Linked DNA regions of Homo sapiens: region 2 is linked to region 1. Evidence: chromatin loops called from intact Hi-C (ENCODE). Cell type or tissue: K562. All regions are shown on one strand. Each heading gives the region's core, and the rest is flanking DNA. Links, peaks and the distances in the headings are about the cores only.

The links. A loop is a pair of places that touch in the nucleus more often than their neighbours do. Peaks named below come from ENCODE experiments on the same cell type or tissue, not always from the same donor. Only the 100,000 strongest peaks of a DNase experiment are listed, where the experiment ranks them.
Region 2: it touches region 1 in a loop (2.4-fold over the local background); 4 of 110 quality-filtered maps call a loop at or near these places.

Annotation. Positions count from the first base shown.
Region 1 is chr6:129,761,467-129,771,188 of GRCh38, forward strand. No RefSeq gene overlaps it. Among named protein-coding and RNA genes, the nearest start is that of ARHGAP18, 56 kb to the left of the region's middle. RefSeq lists an enhancer at 7,219-7,388. In K562, for the core only: no CTCF peak of the experiment used is centred there; a DNase peak (open chromatin) is centred at 5,975; H3K4me3 peaks cover 761 bases.
Region 2 is chr6:129,860,601-129,870,322 of GRCh38, forward strand. The region is part of intron 2 of LOC105377999 (a long non-coding RNA gene); the gene reads left to right. It overlaps TMEM244 (transmembrane protein 244), which reads right to left and starts at 715. Exons shown (of 5, transcript NM_001010876.2): 1 at 556-715. The coding sequence starts at 588. RefSeq lists a silencer at 3,024-3,318. In K562, for the core only: a CTCF peak has its summit at 4,645; a DNase peak (open chromatin) is centred at 4,561.

The sequences.
Region 1 (9,722 bases), core at 1,169-9,168:
CTTGCAGAGGTATTTTTTGTAGAAGGTTTTAATGGCCTTTGTGCAAACTTGTGATTTCTTTGGTCTTTTGTAACTTTTTTTTTTAAATCAGGCATACAAGCATGAGAACCTTCCCTTCACAGCCTTCTGCAATGCTTAACAGACCCAGTGAAAGATAGAAGTTGATTGAACCAAAGTAGCGACTGGTAGAATGGATGAGAGGAAAAGTTTTACAAGGCTTTTCTGAACTTGCATAGACATACTTTCCTACTGGATGGAAGAGAAAGAGCTAAAAAAGATTCTCCTTGATCATTTGGGAGACTTTAGAAAAGGTCAGCCTTAACTGAGACAGGAAATACAGCAGGAGGAGCAAGCTTGGATTACAAATATAAACCCTATTCTGTTATCAGTATGCTGAATTTCAGATGTCTGGGGACAGATAAAGAAGTGGTCTTAAATGTTTATTTCATAAAGTAACTTGCATGAAATCACTCTAAAAGCTTGGAAATAGAATGCAAACCCTACTAGTATTTTTAATAATCAAGTTATTACACACCTATTAAATGGAACGTATTTGAAACCAGAGTAAGAGGTCAAATGAATACATTCTTAGAGAGTTATAAGGAGACTACTGCAAGATTTCTCCCTTCTATGTTTTAAGTAGCCCCTGTCTGGGGGCCTGGAGGAAGCCCACTTTCTCCTTTACTGATAAGTACTTCTGGAAAGATGAAGACCTATGAGCAAAACAACAACAACAAAAAATTTGGTCCTCTCAGCCTTTGGACCTCTTTTGGTCTACTCCAAGTCAGAGTGGTCCTCCCAAGTTCAGCCTCTTCCTAGTCTATCTCTAGTGAAAAGACGCCAATGTCATGAGAGTACTAATACCCATGTCTCTGCTAAAGCAGGATAGTGAACAAGCACAACTTATATAGAAGGTCAAAGGGGAAAATTCAGCCTTCCTAACTGCAAGGAATGTAGTGCTAACAATTTAGGTTGTGAAAGGAGTTGGTTAATTGAGAAAAACAGACACCACATATCACAGAGCCCAGCATCTGGCGTGCAGTAAAATATTCAATAAATAAATGAAGTGACTCTGTGGCACATACACTCACTTTCTCATCCAGTCTTAGAGCAGACATTTTCCAGTTTATTTAAGCCAGAAGAGATGTTTTGTCAGAATAAACCAGTTTCTCGGAAAATGACAACACTGGTGTCAAAAAGGGTTCACAGGACAGGTACCAAAAATATTACCTGTAAGTTCGGGTGCTAAGACTATAGAATACTTCATTCCTTTTGAAGACAGATCCCTGTATTTTCTAAGTTTTCTGTAGGATACCAAAAATATTACAGCAATTAAGTTTGGGTGGAGGGGTTATGATTTCATTTCTTTGGGGACATGTCTGTGTATTTTCTAGGTTTTCTACAATGAAAGTACATTATGTTTGTAATTAAAAATAAAACATAATTTAGAGAAGGAGGTCTATGTGCTGGCTTCCACCTCCACTACTACCTCCTTAGTGCAAGTTACCAATGTCTCCTGTCTACAGCAATGACCTCTTTCCTGATCTCCCAGCTTTCCCTGTTGACATTCTCCACATAGCAGCCATAGTGCTCCTTTAAAATGCATCCTCCAGTGGCTTCCACTGCACTTTAAAAATTCAGTCTCTATAGCCCTTGCCTATCTTTTTAAACTTATCTCCTTCCTCCCCATCTCCCCCACACCCTAGTCCCTACCTCACTCCCACCCCCATACTCCATTCCTGCCATTACCCCCCCCCCACACACACCCCCTCCGGTCTGACCACACTACTATATATCCATTGCTAGAGCAAACCAAGCAACCAGAAACATGTCCCCAGACTTCAGCTCCATTCCAGGTTCAAATCATACATCATTTCCTCAGAGAGGGCTTCCCTCAGTGCCCTACCAGAGGTCACACTCTATACTATTTCTTTGTCTGCTCTTCATAGCACTAAGAAATGCAAATATACAGATTCCAACTGGACTTTCACATTTGATAAGGTGTCTGCCATGGCCCTCACTTAACCTCCATTGCTGAGCTACTTGGCAGAAACAATATCACAGAGAAACAATACAAGGCTCTGCCTCAAACTTCAATATGTGTCTGTGTTCTCAAATTGTATTCCTAGCAGTGACAATCTGAAAGTCACTGGCTGGGCTAGAAGCTAACTATACCCTTGAAGATGACACAGAATCCCTGGAACTTGGGGCATGAATATATCAATCCTAGAACTAATTTCATTTTTCTGGCATCTTGCCTAGACTACACATAGTTAATGTTTGAGTATTTCCAGTTCTCTGTAGGTACAATTATCTTTTCATTAAATTGCTAAAACCAAAGCTAGGAATCATTTAAGTAATGGAAAATTCCTTTATTACATCAAAACCAATCAGTGATTAGCACTAGGACTGAAACCTATCATGCTATACAAATATAGCTGAATAGCTATTTTTAGACTGTTATAAATTTGATGGAGGGAATAACTGAGAAAGTTCTCTATTTGATGGTGATGATGATGATGATAATGATGATTATTTAGAGACAGGGTCTTGCTCTGTCATCGAGGCTGGAGTGCAATGGCAAGATCATAGCTCACTGCGGCTTGGAACTCCTGGGCTCCAGGGATCCTCCCGCCTCAGCCTCCTAAGTAGCTAGTACTACAGGCATGTGCCATCACATTGGGCTAATTTTTTAAATTTTTTGTAGATGGGATCTATATAGCCCAGGATGGTATCAAACTCCTGGCCTCAAGCCATCCTCCCAGCTTGGTCTCCCAAGTAGCTGAGACTACAGGTGTGAGCCGTCACACCCTATAGTGATGAACCCTATAGTTCATCAATACACTGAATATCTATATTTATGTTATTTTGTTATAGTAGGTATAATTTATAGGAAAAATAATATATAACTTTTATAGTAAGATAAAAACATTTCTGATCATGTAGCCATCTACTGAATGTTCTTGGGATATATGCTGGTCCCAGTTTTGAGAATAAACAAGCTATATAGCTGAACTATGTTCAGATCCTAAGCACTAGCTGAGTCCATCTCTAAAATAGTAGTAGAGAAATAAAGAGGCACACAAAAGTTCTTAATGAAGCAAAAGGCAGGGAAAACACATTAGAACAGAAGTTCTAGGACTATTTGATTGTTAAAAGGGAATTCATTATATTTCAACCATGTGCTTCACAGACTAACTGCCTCTAAGGGAGCTTATAAAATCTCAGTTATTTTCTAACTGATATGGAAGAGACATGGAGGGTGGATAGTGGGGTCTGGGACAGATTAGGGACACAATATGCGATGGCCCCACCACAATTCTCACCCCTTAAAATGGGAAATATAATGACTTGCCCTGGAATAGTTTTACTCCTCATTGTGTCACAGTTGGGTGACAGAGGAAAGAGGGAGAGAAAGGAACAGAAAGTCTCTCTCATATTCAGATGCAGAAATCACTTTTTCCTGTTTTCTTCTTATGACTGATCATTACGGCACTACTCTGGGTCACTGCTGAGTGTGGTACTCAGCATTAGAACACATTTTATGTCTAACTAGAATAGGAATGATCATCGCTGGTTGGGGACTTACCATCTCAGACAATGAGACCAGCACAGACAAGGGAATGGAAGACAGGTTTTCCTCAGTAAAATCCTGGGGCTTTGAGAGCTTCTGAGATGGGCACTTCTTACGTTAATTTCACTAAGGGACACCTGGGTGGGACCTGAGTGGCTAGCAGCATGAACAGGCAAAGATCAGAGGTCAAACTATTAACACCAGAGAACTCAGACAGCTTTTGTCTTCCCATAAGTCCACTGAGGGCTCAGGAAGTGGAGTGCTACTAATCATGCTGGGGTGTTGACACACAAAAAAGGAAGAAATGGGTTTCTCCAAGCTTCTGGGTAAGTAATCAGACTTCAAAGAACTTCATCCCTTTTGTAGAACAAAGCTTGTTGACTGTATGTGGGTTCTAGTCCCTACAGAACAAACTAGAAATAGGAATTTCTAGCCCTATACAAGCTTGACCCCTCACCCTTTCTTACTAGGGGATGTGTCCTCAGGTTTGTCCCCTTCTAGCTTTGTTAGAATTTCCTGACTGGTTCCAATCATCTTTAACTCTTTTCAGGGCTAAGACGCACCTCCCTTGCCTTATGTACCTGCCTGAATTTCATATATCAGGCACACCTTCATAGACCTGTGCAGATCTGCCACGGCAAGCTACGGAAATCAGCAAGTACATCAGCGAAGGCTTGGATTACCAGTTATAAGGCAAATTTTGAACATATTTTACAGTTTGTCTATAAAGATACTGTCACTCATTCATGGTTAAATGGGCCTGCCAGGGTATGCGTCACAAATACTAAATTATGTTTAAAAGAAGGCTTTAAAAGCAATCAACTATCCAGAAATTCCAACTTTTTTTTCCAGTGAAGTATTCACCACTCAACAAGTATTTCCTTGTCTTTTTTCTTCCTCTGCATCACTGAAAGATTTTTATTCTTTTTATTTTTGTTTTGATAAGGAAAAATCCTTTGATGCCTCAGAGAAAGAATACAGTTATTATTTTAAATGAGTTGTTTTTAGTAAGTGTATATTTGAGCATGAAACAAGTCTAATACCAAACTAGGAAAAAGACATTTTTCTGCCCCATTTGATTATAGTTGCTAAATGTTAGACAATACTTGTAGACCTACTACTATCTTATTAACTTGGGATTTACTTGGAAAAGTGCTTTCTCTTAAAACTGCTAAATCTGTGAGGATGGCAAATTAATAGCAATGGAAATTGTAGCTATGATTACATGACATTTTGGACAGGTTTTCTTTGGTGGCACAGAGTTAGATATGTTTATGCAGCTGCTCTTGGCTTCAGTTCCTACAGACCCCTCTTTTGCTTTTTTTCTTTTATATGAGGAGCCATATGAAGATGTTGACTTTCCACAATTTCTATCAAAAATGTTATTTTGCAAACACAAAACTACACTTTGAAAATGTTTCTTTACTTTTAAACCAATGCCTGATTGGAGAAGCCATCCTTTTCAGCACCCAAAAATGACGAGTACTAATTTTAAATTTTTGTTTAAACTTGTGTCTCCTATTTATTCCAAGAGTAAACCCTGAACACGTTTGGGGTTGTGTTGTTTTTTCTTAACAAATAACCAGATAATCATAGTGCGACTATTTCCTCTACTCAGTGTAAGTTCAACGCTGACCAAGGTTGATGTGAATGTCAAGATTAGTTTTTCTCTCTTGGCTGTAACTGAAATCACAATCATCTCGAAAAGGCTATTATGATTATCAGTTTACCTACAAGCATAATGTACCTTTTACAAGAATATCCCAGGAATTATTTTTTAAAAGAGAAAAGAAAGTACCCCTAACCTCATCTTGCAAATGGAGACTTAAATGTTAGGCTCAAGGCAAAATTCTACCAAGTAAATTTTAGAGGCAAGACAGACAGGTTAGTAAGAACACTAATGCTTGTCTTTAACCCCAACCTGAAAAGATTTTTTAAAAATCACACAAAAAGTCCTCTTCCCCAGTCTTCCTTAAGAACAAACTAGTAGAGTGAGGGCAAGGCTAGTTTAAAGACCTTTCCCAGCTGTATATTTCAAAGCTGATATGCGTTGCAAAGAGAAAAGCATGCAAAGATGCTCTCCTTACCGGAGGTGAAAGCATTGTGCCAGCTCTGTCACTACTATAACCATCTTCCGCAAGTGGAGAGCAGGGAACGCCAGGGTCCCAAGAAGTGACGAAAAGCGATAATTAGATCTCCTGCAAGAATCTTCCCTAAGCACTTTCTTCCGTGACACACCTACTTTGTGGCATCTACGCGCTCTTCACGGCTAACCACAATCCTGTCATTTCGGCTTATTCATCCAGCAGCTGCCGGAAGGACCGGGCTGAAGCGTGGCCACGAGGAGGGGGATACCCGTGCGAGCGCTGAGCCGGCAGAGCGGCTGCAGCCCACGGGCTCCTCGGACCCCCGCTGCTGCGCCGCTGCAGCTGACCGTGCGAAAGCCGCATGTTATTGGGTAGAGATCAGCTTTCCAGGAACAGGCATCAGCTGTGCACGAGCCCGGCAGCATCTCGAGACAAGTGCTAGCCGGTGTTGGTGCAAACCAAAGCTTGCTATGTGCTCAGAAAGCGGCCCCAGCTACTGAGCATGCTCGGCTTCTTCCCAGCTGCTGTTATCAGAGCCCCTTAACTGTTGACTTCTGTTGATTTGAGAAAGGGAGAATGAAGGAGTGGGCACGAGGGTGCGATTCGGTGAAGGAAATACCTTAAATTTGGAAATGATCTCTTCCGTATCCCCGCGCCCCTTCCCCACCGCAAAAATAAAATTTAAAAAACAGAGTAAGGATACACTGCTCTGCACTTAGGAAATTTTTTATTGATAGGATGATAGAGATGTTTGAAACCTACCAGCAGCTTTTAGTCTTTAGCTTTCTCCCTGCCCAATTAAGTTGCCTCCGGGATCAAGCTTGTGGTGTAAACTGCGAAAGGGTTTAATCCTAACAGATCACTGTTCCTCGAGGATTAAGTACAGAATTGCCTTGTGTTTGAAGATCTAGGCAATGTGCCACAAATTAATTATCTCTGTACCATCATAATCTGCCTCCTACTAGACAACAACTTTCTTAAATATTTTATAAAGTAATTGTGCTAGTTTTGAAATGGAAATGTTAACCTATATTATAACATACATCTTAAAATTTAAGTCTTCCAGATGGTAAGCAAAATGCAAGCAAAGAATGCCTGGCTGATTCATGACTGTAAACATAAATCTTTTCTTGGGGGCTTGGTGGACGGCCAGTACTCCATAAATGTTCCCGTGACGATGAATTGGTGAACTGATGGGTTAGATCATCTGTTAGTGGCGCTTACAGGAAAGCTGAAGTTCTTGAATTTGCTATGGACCCCTATACTAACTCTTGACCTTCTCAGCTATTTTGGGCTGGTCAATTATTTGAAGATAGAAATACACTATACATTAGGTGTGCAATACGTAAGCAAATGGCTTTTAGGTGCTATTTACATTTTATTATTTTTCTTATGCCTCCTTTTCTTCTTTTTTCGGCCCCCTAAAATGCTACTTTCCAAGTTGAGCCTCATTCAGAGCACGCCGTCTCAGCTACTACTGAAACCAGCAACATTAACTCTCCATGGTTTGCAGATAACAAAATTATTTCATTTTGAAAAACTTTTAGCCAGTCATCTCTGCCAAGTATGTGGAGGGTTAATCTGAGAGGCTTTCACAGCTGAAAGCTGGGCCTGTGAGAGCCCACACAGGACACAGGTGAGGGGAAGTCAGGTATTGAATCCCTAGCAGGTGTCTGGCCTGGCCCATGAATCCAGTTCCTTGGGGCAGGAAAGTCCTCTCTTTCTTCCCTTTTTCTCTGCCCCATCCTGTGGCTCTTTTATTTGTTTTTTTTGAGATAGGGCCTTGCTCCGTTGCCCAGGCTGGAGTGCAGTGGCACAAACACAGCTGAGACAAGTGCTAGCTGGTGCAGTGTCAACCTCCCGGGCTCAAGCAATCTTCCTACCTCTGCCTCCCAAGTAGCTGGGACTACAGGCACACACCACTATTCTGGGCTGATTTTTTTTTTTTTTTTTTGTAAAGATGGAGTCTCACCATATTGCCCAGGCTGATCTCAAACTCTTGGGCTCAAGCGATCCTCTCTCCTTGACCTCCCAAAGCACTGGGATTACAGGTGTGAACCATTTATACCTAGCCTTCTTTCTGTCCTTTTAGGACTCAAGTGCTACCTGAGTACATCCTGACTCCAGAGCAGGCCCACTCTGGCTCCCCTTCTCTGTAGCTTTTCAGTGATACTTTCTTCATTGTCTTTAGTTGAATCATACCCCACCATACCAGCAGCTTTGAATTTCTTAAGGGTAGAGACAATGCTGGTTTTTTGGATCTCTATGTATAATTGTACATATATAATTACAATTATAATTGTATAATTGTATACATCTGTGCAGTTACTGGTTTTCACATGTTGTCAATATTACATGGAGACACAGGAGGAAGTCCTTCTATTGTAATGACCACTTAGAAAATGGACAGAGTTAGTCTAGGGACATTTCTTAAAGGAAGTGATTGCAGGAGGAGAAAGAACCTTCTCAGTATAACCAAATCAAAGATTTCATAACTGGAAAGGAAGATGCAGACCTGCTAAGAGCAGATAACTAAGGTGGGGCTGTTTTATAGGTTTTAATCCCTACTTCTCTGTCCCGAACAAAAATAGAAACAGAAGTGGGGAGACACAACTGCTCCTGCTATGGGCCCCATGGACTCATTCAAATTCATAGCAGAGATTCCTTATTCCATCTACCTCATTTACCATCTGCCATTTTTTTCTTGCTATTTATTATATTGCAATGAACCTGGTTCTGAAGGGTTGCCCAAGGTGTTCTAATCACCAAAGCCAAGAATTTCTCAGTTTTGATGACAAAAATCATAATTATCACTTATTTGCACCTTATTCTCTGCCAAGCACCACTAAAATCTTTACAACTATCACATTTAATTACCACATGAAGCATTTTTAGCAGCATTTATCACAATCTTACATTTTGAATTTATAGTATACAATAATGTGTTTGCTAACATCCAAACCATACAGGCACACAAACAATAATTGGTAATGGATAAGGACAGAGAATATTATCTTTAGCTGCTGATGAAACCAAGGCTTTGAGAGCCCAAGGTAAGATAGCTAATAGGTGGAGCACGATATGAATTCCATCCTGTTTGGTGCCAAAGTTCAACAGTCCTTAACCAGTCTAAATTATAGCCTTGCTCCACAAGAGTAACTTTTCCAAGAAAATATGGCTAAAGTTGAAGGCAGGGGCCAATTCCAAGTTGACTTGATATCACTGGGGCTCAGAAACCAATACTTCAAAATATAGCACTTCAACATGCTGAACCGAAAGAGCCTCAAGGTCTGACCTTTCCCACCCCACCTCTAACCATCTCTCCCAAAGCACAGGATGGATCTGAAGTTCCTTTATCTGTTTAACATCCAGATCCATCAAGGAGAATAGTGGGTTTTTTTTATTTCCACCTCCCCACCCACTGCCCGCGTAAGACCAAAACTGTAAACACACCTGAACAGACCCATCGCAAGATAATGTCTGCCTCCTAAGATCATTCCGATTCCAAAGTGAACTATTTACAGGTTAATTTCTGTCCTCAGAGTCATTCATTCTCCCTCTGATACAGTTTGGCTCTGTGTCCTCATCCAAATCTCATCTTGAATTATAATCCCCATGTGTCGAGGGAGGGAAGTGATTGGATCATGGGGGCTGTTTTCTTTCCCCCATGCTTTCTCGTGATAGTGAGTTCTCACAAGATCTGATGGTTTTATAAGCGTCTGGCATTTTCCCTGCTTGCACTTCTCTCTCCTGCCACCATGTAAAGAAGACCCTTGCTTCTCCTTCATCTTCCACCATGATTGTAAGTTTCCTAAGGCCACCCCAGCCATGTGGAACTGAGAGTCAATTAAGCCTCTTTTCTTTATAAATTACCCAGTCTCAGGGAGTACCTTTATAGCAGTGTCAGAACTAATACACTCTAGTAATCCTATTGCCTCTTAACAGAATTCCTCTTCATCCTGTTCCCATAACCAATTTTGTCAGGGTGGTATATAAGCTTTGAAACCCATTGGATAGTATGTAATCAAGCTGTGGTTCTCCTGTGTACATGTTAATAAATT
Region 2 (9,722 bases), core at 1,253-9,252, 99 kb after region 1:
CACAGCTGCTTTGAGGCTTTGCATATTTCCTTGTTTTCGATTGTTTGATTTTTTTTTAAAGGGGTATTTTTGCACTGAAGTAAAACACAACTATTAACACTAGCCTCGGGGGAAAAAGAAACTAACAAACCTACAGCTTGAAATGTTTCAACACTTTGCATTTAAAATTTTGCGCACCCTTTAGAAGTTACAAAAATAAAAGCCACTCCCTGCAAAAAAAAAAAAGAAAAAAAGATTGAGAACAAACTGTCATGATTTCAGAAAACGATAGCAGACGTGCAGGTGCTAATACCAGAGAGCTTACCTCCGAATAAAATGGTGCCTTCTAAACAGCGACTATTTACATGTTTTAGAATCCTTTCTTGGGCATGGGTGCCTTTATATTGCCCTATTACCACAAGATGCAAGCCGTGCAGCAGAATGTTTTCTGTATGGTACCCAGCCAAAAGTGAAACAAGTTGCCCACTGACAGAGAGGCCATTTATAGAACATATTCATTTACACCAGTGCTAGGCAGCAACTGAAAGGCAATGCAAAGAAGTAATTTCTCTTTACCTTGCTTGGAGCAACTCTGACCTGGAGAGCCATGTACACATCCTACGTCAAGGAGGTGATGAAAGCCCCACTCCTTATAGCGATGACATCTGGAAGAAGACACAATTGTCACCGTGAGCTTTTCAATTACTCCTGGAGACTAAGTGTGAGACGCAGTAGTGCAGGATGATTGGATTACGCAAAACGAGACAGATGCCATCTGTGAGCCACGCGTAAGCTGCTAAGTGCCAAAATGAACATCCTTATTAAACGATGGAGTTCTCATACCATTTGTAGTTTGGTCAGATTTGAAAGATGAGTTGATTGTTTTTAGATAGTGCGGCAAATAGGCAGGGACTTGGAATCCTCTCTGGCTGTATGAGTAATTACTGTCTCATACTTAAATTAGAAACATGGGTTTTCAGTTAGGTCTTGAGATTGTTTCCAAAGGATGCTGCTGCATTCATGTTGAAGCGTGGCCTGTCCTCTCTGTTTCACTCACAAGGGCCACAGAGTTCTGAGAAAGAAATCATCAGTTCCTTTCACATCATGGCAAAGAAATGTAAAACTTATGACTTTTTGTTAGGAAACAAAAGGGTTCCCATACTCTAAAATAATGGCCACAATATTGTGGGTAGAATGTTTTCAAGAACTGCCAGGAGGCAGTATTGGAGCTCTGTCTCTCTGCGTCCTGAGGCTCCAGAACCAATCCTTCATTTACAATTCATTCTCCCATCTTTTTACTGGCACCAACTCTATTATTATTTTTATTTTAATTTTTAATTGCTGTGATTACATAGTAATATAGTAATATACCCCATAGAGTTTATGGGGTACATGATATATTTTGATATAGGCATCTAATATGTAATGATCACATCAAGGTAAGTGGGATTTCCATCACCTCAAGCATTTATTCTTTGTGTTACAAGCAATCCAATTATACCCTTTTAGTTATTTTTAAATGTACAATTAAATTATTATTGACTATAGTCACTCTGTTGTGCTATCAAATACTAGATCTTATACATTCTCTCTCTTTTTTGTATGCATTAACCATCCCCACACTCCCCCTTTTCTCCCACTACCCTTCCCAGCTTCTGGTAACCATTCTTTTACTTTCCATCTCAATGAGTTCAATTGTTTCCATTTTTAGTTCCCACAAATAAGTAGGAACATATGAAGTTTGTCTTTCTGTGCCTGGTTTATTTCACTTAACATAAGGACCTCCAGTTCCATCCATATTGTTGCAAATGACAGGATTTCATTCTTTCCTTTGGCTGAATTCTATTCTGTACCTGTACCACATTTCTTTATCCACTTGTCTGTTGATGGACATTTAGGTTGTTTCTTAATCTTGGATATTGTGAAACATGCTGCAATATACATGGGCATGCAGATACCTCTCCGATAGACTGATTTCCATTCTTTGGGGTATATGCTCAGCAGTGGGATTGCTGGATCATATGGCAGTCCTATTTTTCTCTTTTGAGGAACCTCCAAACTGTTCTCCATAGTGGCTGTACTAATTTACATTCCCACCAGCAGTGTATGAGGGTGTCCTTTTCTTCACATCCTCACCAGCATTTGTTATTGCCTGTTTTGGGATAAAAGCCATTTTAACTGGGGTGAAGTCATATCTCTTTGTAGTTTTGATTTGCCTTTCTCTGATGATCGATGATGTTGAGCACTTCTCACATACCAGTTTGCCATTTGTATGTCTTGTTCTGAGAAATGTCTATTCAGATATTTTGATCATTTTTAAATCATATTATTAGATTTTTTCCTCTACAGTTGTTTGAGCTCCTTATATATTCTGGTTGTTAGCCCCTTGTCAGATGGGTAGTGTTTGAGTATTTTTTTTCCCATTCTGCGGGTTGGTGTCTTCACTTTGTTGATTGATTGCTTTGCTGTGGCACCAACTTTAGATGGGAACTTAGCTGTGCCCTGTAATCCTTTTTCCATTACAGCATCTTGTTAACCGCTATAAAGAGCACATTCTGCAATATCTACCTGCATACCAAAAGCAAAGGTGAAAAGAGTGCCTTCAGCAAGTCCAGGCCTTGATAGTTTTCATCTGAATATGTTATTGAATTTGACATTCATAATGCATATTAATAACACTGTCAATGCTCTTTTATTAATATACCTTAGATAAATCTTTTAATGTGTGGTTGCCCTGTTCTCTGCTTATATTGTGAGTTCTTGCAGAAAAAGACTTTTCTGCCTGCTGGTAACATTGTAACAGCTCCCAGTGTTGTCTTCAGATTTCAGCACACGGTGGACCCTCAGTAAATGCTGATTGTCCAAATCCCATGCCCTGCCCTATTTGTAACAGTGATGACCCAGAATTTCTCCTTAAAGAGGGCAGGCGGAGGCCAGGTGTGGTGGCTCATGCCTGTAATCCTCGCACTTTGGGAGTCAGAGGCAGACGGATCACAAGGTCAGGATTTCGAGACCAGCCTGGCCAACATAGTGAAACCCCGTCTTTACTAAAAATACAAAAAATTAGCTGGGCATGGTGGCGGGCACCTGTAATCCCAGCTACTCAGGAGGCTTAGGCAGGAGAATCGTTTAAACCAGAAGGCAGAGGTTGCAGCGAGCCGAGATCGCGCCATTGCACTCCAGCCCTGGCAACAATGAGGGAATCCGTCTCAAAAAAAAAGGGGGGCAAGTGGAACTTCCTGGGAGTCATAGCACAGCATAAAGCAGAGGATTTGTGCCTGACTCACTCTACTCCCAACACAGGCTGCTTTGTGCACAACTCAGATGCCTTCTGAGTTACTCAGGTAAACAATAACCACCCAAAAACTATCCTCTCAGGAAGTTGGCACCATACATTGGGAACTAATACTCCAGCACTCTATTGGATAAAATACTGAAAAGTACTAATTTTCTATAATTACATTGGAAAAAAATTTGATGACCAATAGTCTAATGAGTAGAGATTATGTGTGTATGGGTATTTACATCTATAATAAGCATCTTTTTTTTTTTTCATCAGAGACACCGCACTGGATTTAAGCATTATTTTTTGAACTGCTACTGTGATCTATTGCGAGAATAAGGCATGAGGCATACACATACACATTTAGCAACTACAATTCTGATTTCCAAGTCTGTCATTAGGCTGATGAAATATTTACATGTGTACATTTTATATGTATATGTGTGTGTATATATATATATTGTGTGTACATGTATTCATTCAGCACATACTTATGATAAAGAATAAAATACATAAAACTCTTCACATTCTTTAGTTCTGAATTGTTCTCCTTGATATTTCATCATGTTTTAAATTATTTTCAGTCCCTTTGTGTAATTTGTATCTAGAGTTCTCCTTTGTTTGTTAAAATTGGACTCAGCTACTTCCTTCATGATAGAGGCACAAAAACTTCAAGGTCCTAAAGAAATATTTCCAAGATTGTAGCACATAATTTAGAATTTCTCCTTGATAAAATCAAAGGAGAAAATGAGCTCAGATCCACAATTACTAATTGCAAATCGTTAGGGCCAGATAGGCTTCTAATTTCAGAAAATTTTGAATTTTATTTAAATAATAGGATCCATATAGTATATTATATCCCATGTCCAAGTAGTCTAGAACTTCCCTCTGTATCCAAACATTGTTTGAGCAGCAAAATGTATAAATATTTGCCATGAGTGGGATGAATAAAAACTAAATAATTTTGTCAATTTGGTTTCATCACCAAATTCATTAACGTCTGGTACTATTCTGTCACCCAAGGATAATAAATAATAAAATAGTTTCCACAGATTTTTAGATTTTTGGATTCACAAAAGGAGTAGTGGACAAACACAGATTTAATTATAAGAATCTACAGATTGGCATTGATAATAGAACTCTTGCTAAATTAAATTAAATTTGGCCTAAAGCAGCCTCTGCACATTAAAAAACTGCAGCCTAACTTAAGAGCATATTCTTATAACAAGTTGCTGAGCCTCGGCCAATCACAGCAGCTGAGCTTTGGCCAATCACAGACTGCCAACCAATTAGAGCGTGTCTATATCAGGCAAATACTAAGCTGTAGCCAATCAAGCTGTTTCTGTATGTCATTTCCTTTTCCTATCTAATACTGCCTCCCCGTGTTGGGTGGAACTCTCTGAACCTCTCCTGGTTCTGAGGGCTGCCCAATACATGAATTAGTCTTTCCTCAAATAAACTCTCCTAAATTTAATTTGTCTAAAGTTTTTCATTTAAAACTGTAAATACAATTTTAAATGATGTGGTAAAAATAAAGACGCTGTGTTGACAAAGTCAATTTGTCCACAAGAAATTAAAAAGTAAAATTTCTTTGCCCTCAGTGCCAGAATGAAATAAGAGATTTCCCCTGATGCCTTCTGCTCCATTATAGTTGGCTTTGCTTTGGAAGTCTGATGGTGTTATATTTTTAGTTTTACTGATTCTCTCTAACCCATTTCTTCCCTTTAGGCCCTTCTATCCACATCTATTGTTCACTGCCTTTTTGAAATTGAATTATTCTATAGGATATCATGAAATCATAAAAATATTAAGAACAAACAGACTCTATTTTATTTCAGGGAGCCATGAAAATAATGGTCAAAATTGGGGTAATTTTTTTTTTCTGTTTACAGCCTTTATGGAATTTCCTTTAGGTTTAGGCCCATGTTAAGGCAAAGATACATGTATACACACGAGCACACACTGATTTCACTGCTTCATATTTGTTGAATAGTAAATTGTGTCTTGAAAGATAAGGCACAATAAGGAGCAGTGCCCTATATGGTAATGAATGGCACAACATCATAAAACAGTTGGCATGGATGACTAGTTATGAATATCCAAACTGTTATTAGATAGTAGTTTCCATACTCCCTCCCATAAACCTAAACCAGGGTTACCAATGACTGCAAATCTGGACACTTGAGTTTTGGTATCTAATTTTACCTACTTTTAAGCCAGTTGACCATGTGCTGCATCTTATCATAGGTAGTACAGAGTAAAGGATCATCTTTAAGAGGATATAGAAAATATCTGGAGATATACATTGTATCAACTTGAATTAATATTGGGAAAGAAATATACAAGTTAGAGCAATTCAATACAGTCATCACAGAGTAAAAATAAATACGAAAGATAAAGTTAGAGCCCTAATTCAAAGAATATGAATTGTATCTTCAATAGGAAGAGAAAATAGAGTGGAAAGAAGGAGAGAGAGGGCATCTGGATAAGATAAATACGAAGTACAAAGGAAGTGAGAACAAGTCAATGAGATCTGCTTTGCTAGAGAATGAGAAATAAGACTAATGCAGGATTGGAATGTTGATTGGTGAAGGCCTCAAAGGACAAAAGGAGCATTGTATTTTGGTTCAAAATAAAACAGCACTGTTCTTGAGCAGCAGCATGAAAGACAAAATCAGCAGATGTGAAAAATTATTTTAACAGCAATATAGGAGAAGAAACTACAAAGTGGATATATATTAGCATATTGAAAAGGCTTGAGGTTTGATTTTGGGGCCTAGAATAACTGAGCATAATTAGATTTTTAAGAACACCTTGGAAATAACAGCCTTCTTGATGAGAAACTGAAGGGGGAACAAAGAAGAACAAAAATAACATCAGGATTTTAATGCCAACAAATTAAGGGGATTACAGTGCTATTGATAAGAATAGGTTATGAAAACAGGAAATGAAAAGCGAACTGTGGGATTCAACACATTAACTTTCAGGGTCAGCTCATACATCAGTGGGCATCAGAATCACCTGGAGGAGTTGTTACAACGCAGATAGAAGGGCCTCAAACCAGAGTTTCTAATTCAGTAGGTCTTGGGAGGACCTAGTGTTTGCACTTCTGAGTACCATATTTTGAGAAGCACTTATTTAAATTATGTCCTCTAAGACAACTCATGATGGTTGAAGATGAGGTTGGAAGTCTGGGCCAATGACATAAGTATGAGAATTATCTATACCCAGGCTATTGTTGAAATTTTGTTGTGGAAATTTCTGACTTACAGCACTTTCTATGATTTTGATACCTTCCATCAACTGTTTCCTTAATTATATGCTCATATTGAAGTGAAATGAATGTTTATTCTCTGGCAGTTGGGAGTAAAAGGGACTGAAAGTTTAAGAAATAAAAGCATTCTGAAAATAGACAATGAGTGTATAAGGGAAGATCAGAGCATCGCTTTTGAAGGATGCAACAGAAAGAGAACCAGGAGGGAATTGCAATCAGGCATTATGTGATACTGGGAAAAAAGACTAGATACTTGACAATCTACTCTAGAAATTTCTTCTCACCCTCTGCAAAGATGCAAAAAGATGGAAATTTAAAAGGAAAAGTTAATAAGTCTACTTAGTATTTTAATTATTGTCAAGTACCCAGGTGCTTAAGTGAAGAGTTTCATGTACATATAAATTACTTCTGTGCCCTAGCATATTTGTAGAAATCTAAATAAGATGTTGTTCCATTTAAAATTTAAATAACTCCCTTGAGAAAATGCCAACCAGACTGCTTCAACTAGAAGCCAATGCATAAACATGTATTTGTTATTTACTTGTTAATGTGTTCAGTATCTTGATGTATTCTGGCCTTTTTCTTTTTTTTTTTTTTTTTTTGCATGAAAACTAAAGTCCTGTGTAATGTGATTTGATGACCCCAAAATGATGTTTGGAAATATTGAGGTAGATGCAGACTATACCATTTATACAAAGGCTCCCCTCAACCCTTCAGAAATAATGGTTACAAAGTGATACTACATTGTTCCCAAAGGGCTCAGACCTGTCTGAGCTTACACTTTTTACAAACGGGCAGGTTCAGATCCCTGAACTTAACTTTTTAAAGGATGACTCAGTGGAGGGGAGTTCGCCTGAGACTCCAGAGCACGGAAGGCGATTAAGGGGCAAACCTGGCTTTGTTTAGCAGGCTCAAGCTCATTGTATCAGCCTTGGTTCTGGCAAGGCAGCTGCTGGCAGAAATGTCCAGCCATTTCACATTCTCTGTATCCTGATTGGAATTTACTTCTTACAAGAATGATTTGAAGTTAAAATGAAGTTGGGGGAAAGTTCAAGCAATCCTTAATACTTGAAAATGTACAGCTTCCAGGCTCCAACTGGGGAAAAATTTGACTAAAGCCAGATTATGTGTGTGTGTGTGTATGTATGTGTGTGTGTGTGTGTGTGTGTGTGTGTGTGTGTGTGTGTGTATATATATAAAATGCCCGTAGGGTTTCTTGGACATAAAATTGTTTTTTGAAGACAACAATATGATAAGTTAAGAGTGAATGAATCAGAAACATATGGATTAAATTTTCCCTGAAATTTGCATGGATTTGGAAGTCATGGAGAAAAGGGCACTTGGCAAGATGCATTTGGGATTTTACTGGACCAAAAACATTTGAGAAATTATCTGAGGTTCCTGGGTGGATGCAAAACTGTACCAAGTTTTTTTTCATTTTTACAAACTGCTCTGAACTAAAAAAAGAAATAAAAGTCACCTAATTGTAATTTAATGAAGACGTGGAATACTGCTTGTACAGCAACTACCAAGCTTCACAGATAAGCATTAGTTTTCTAAGGGATTGGGCTGAGGGCATTTAAGCACAAATATAAATCAAACATGGGCATTAGTTTCACAGACTACAAAGAAATGCTCAATGCCCAAAGATACAGCAGGAGTACAACCTGATGCTGTGGAGAGAATGTTTCATTTGCTTTTTTTTCCTCAACCTAAATGAAACTAAAATAAACAACAATAATAACTAAAATGTCACTTTAAGAAAAACACATAGTGATGCTTATGTGTATGCATTATTAGGCTTTTTTGTTTGTTTTAGTACACAACATGTCTATATAATATCACTCTTGGGGTGTGACCACACTACAGCAAGGGCCTTCTGGGACTTCTAGTATCAGGTAAGACAAAGCCAGGTTTATACTAATCTTGGTGCTTTAGCAAGTAAAAGTAAGCTTCAAGTTGCTTTATAAGCTTTTAAAAGGTTATTAAAATGATATATGAAGAAAACATATATTTTTAAAAAAATCTCAGTTCTACTGTTTTTATTGTACTAAATATTGTTCAGCACTAGCAAAGATCTTAGCTTAACAATTTTTTCCATGCCTTTTTTCTAGTGGATCAAAAACTAGCATCCTATTCATACAGGATCCTATTCAATAACTATATTCATGTAATAGCTTAGAAAGTAGTTATAAAGAGATTTTCTAAATAGTCACTTTTCAGTGTTTAGTTGAAAAGGAAGGTAGAGAAGAGGAATGGAATGCATGGTGAGAGCTTTTATAGGGTTGGATATGTATGATAATCTTTGTAGTATTAATCCAGGGACCTAAAATTTAAACATACCATGGACATAAGCAAGAATATTAGAAACCTCAACTTACCCCGAATTTGCTCTTGACCCTGGGTAAGTGAATTCACTGTTTTTTACTTTGCAGGTGGGTTCTAGCTTCTCAAAAGGAAGGTTCATTTGAGCATGAAACCTATCATAAGCACTTACAGCTAATAAGCTAATAATAGGAGCAGTTTTTAAGTGAAATCTGAGCTGAACTAGGGAGTCATTTATAGATCCTGTTAGGTGTGCACATTTTTACTTGGGCAAACTAAATTAGCTGTGTAAATAACATTTAAAATATTTGAAAGTCAGTCTCATGGACTTCTTACCTCTGGCATTATCCTATCATATGCAGGGAAGGAGAACTTGGAGAGGGTAAACAGCCATGCAAAAGTGGATGGGTTTACTCAGAAGATGCTAAGAGACCCAAGAGACGGATGCTTGACTTCTATAAGTTTTTCTTTAGAGAAGCTATCTTATCTCTCTGAAGGGGATAGGCCTTCATGTTGGCAGAAAGGAAGTCCAGAGACCTCTGTGAATTTCCAAATTTGTGAATGCCACAATAAAACACTATTTTCCTACAAAACAAAAGCAAAACCACAAGTGAAGATCTATGCACCTCTTCAGACACATGGTGATTGATCTCTCTCACCTACAAGTACATTTTTACTGGCTCTGGTACTTGCTGTATCAATTTTTCAATCTGCTTTTATTTATTTCCATACGGAACACACAAGAGAGCTCAGTTGCCTCATAGAGCGGAGCTATTGTAAAACAATTCAATAGATCATAGATTTCTATTTTTATGGCTAAAAGCCATTAATTTATTATACTGGTTACTTCATCTTCACTTC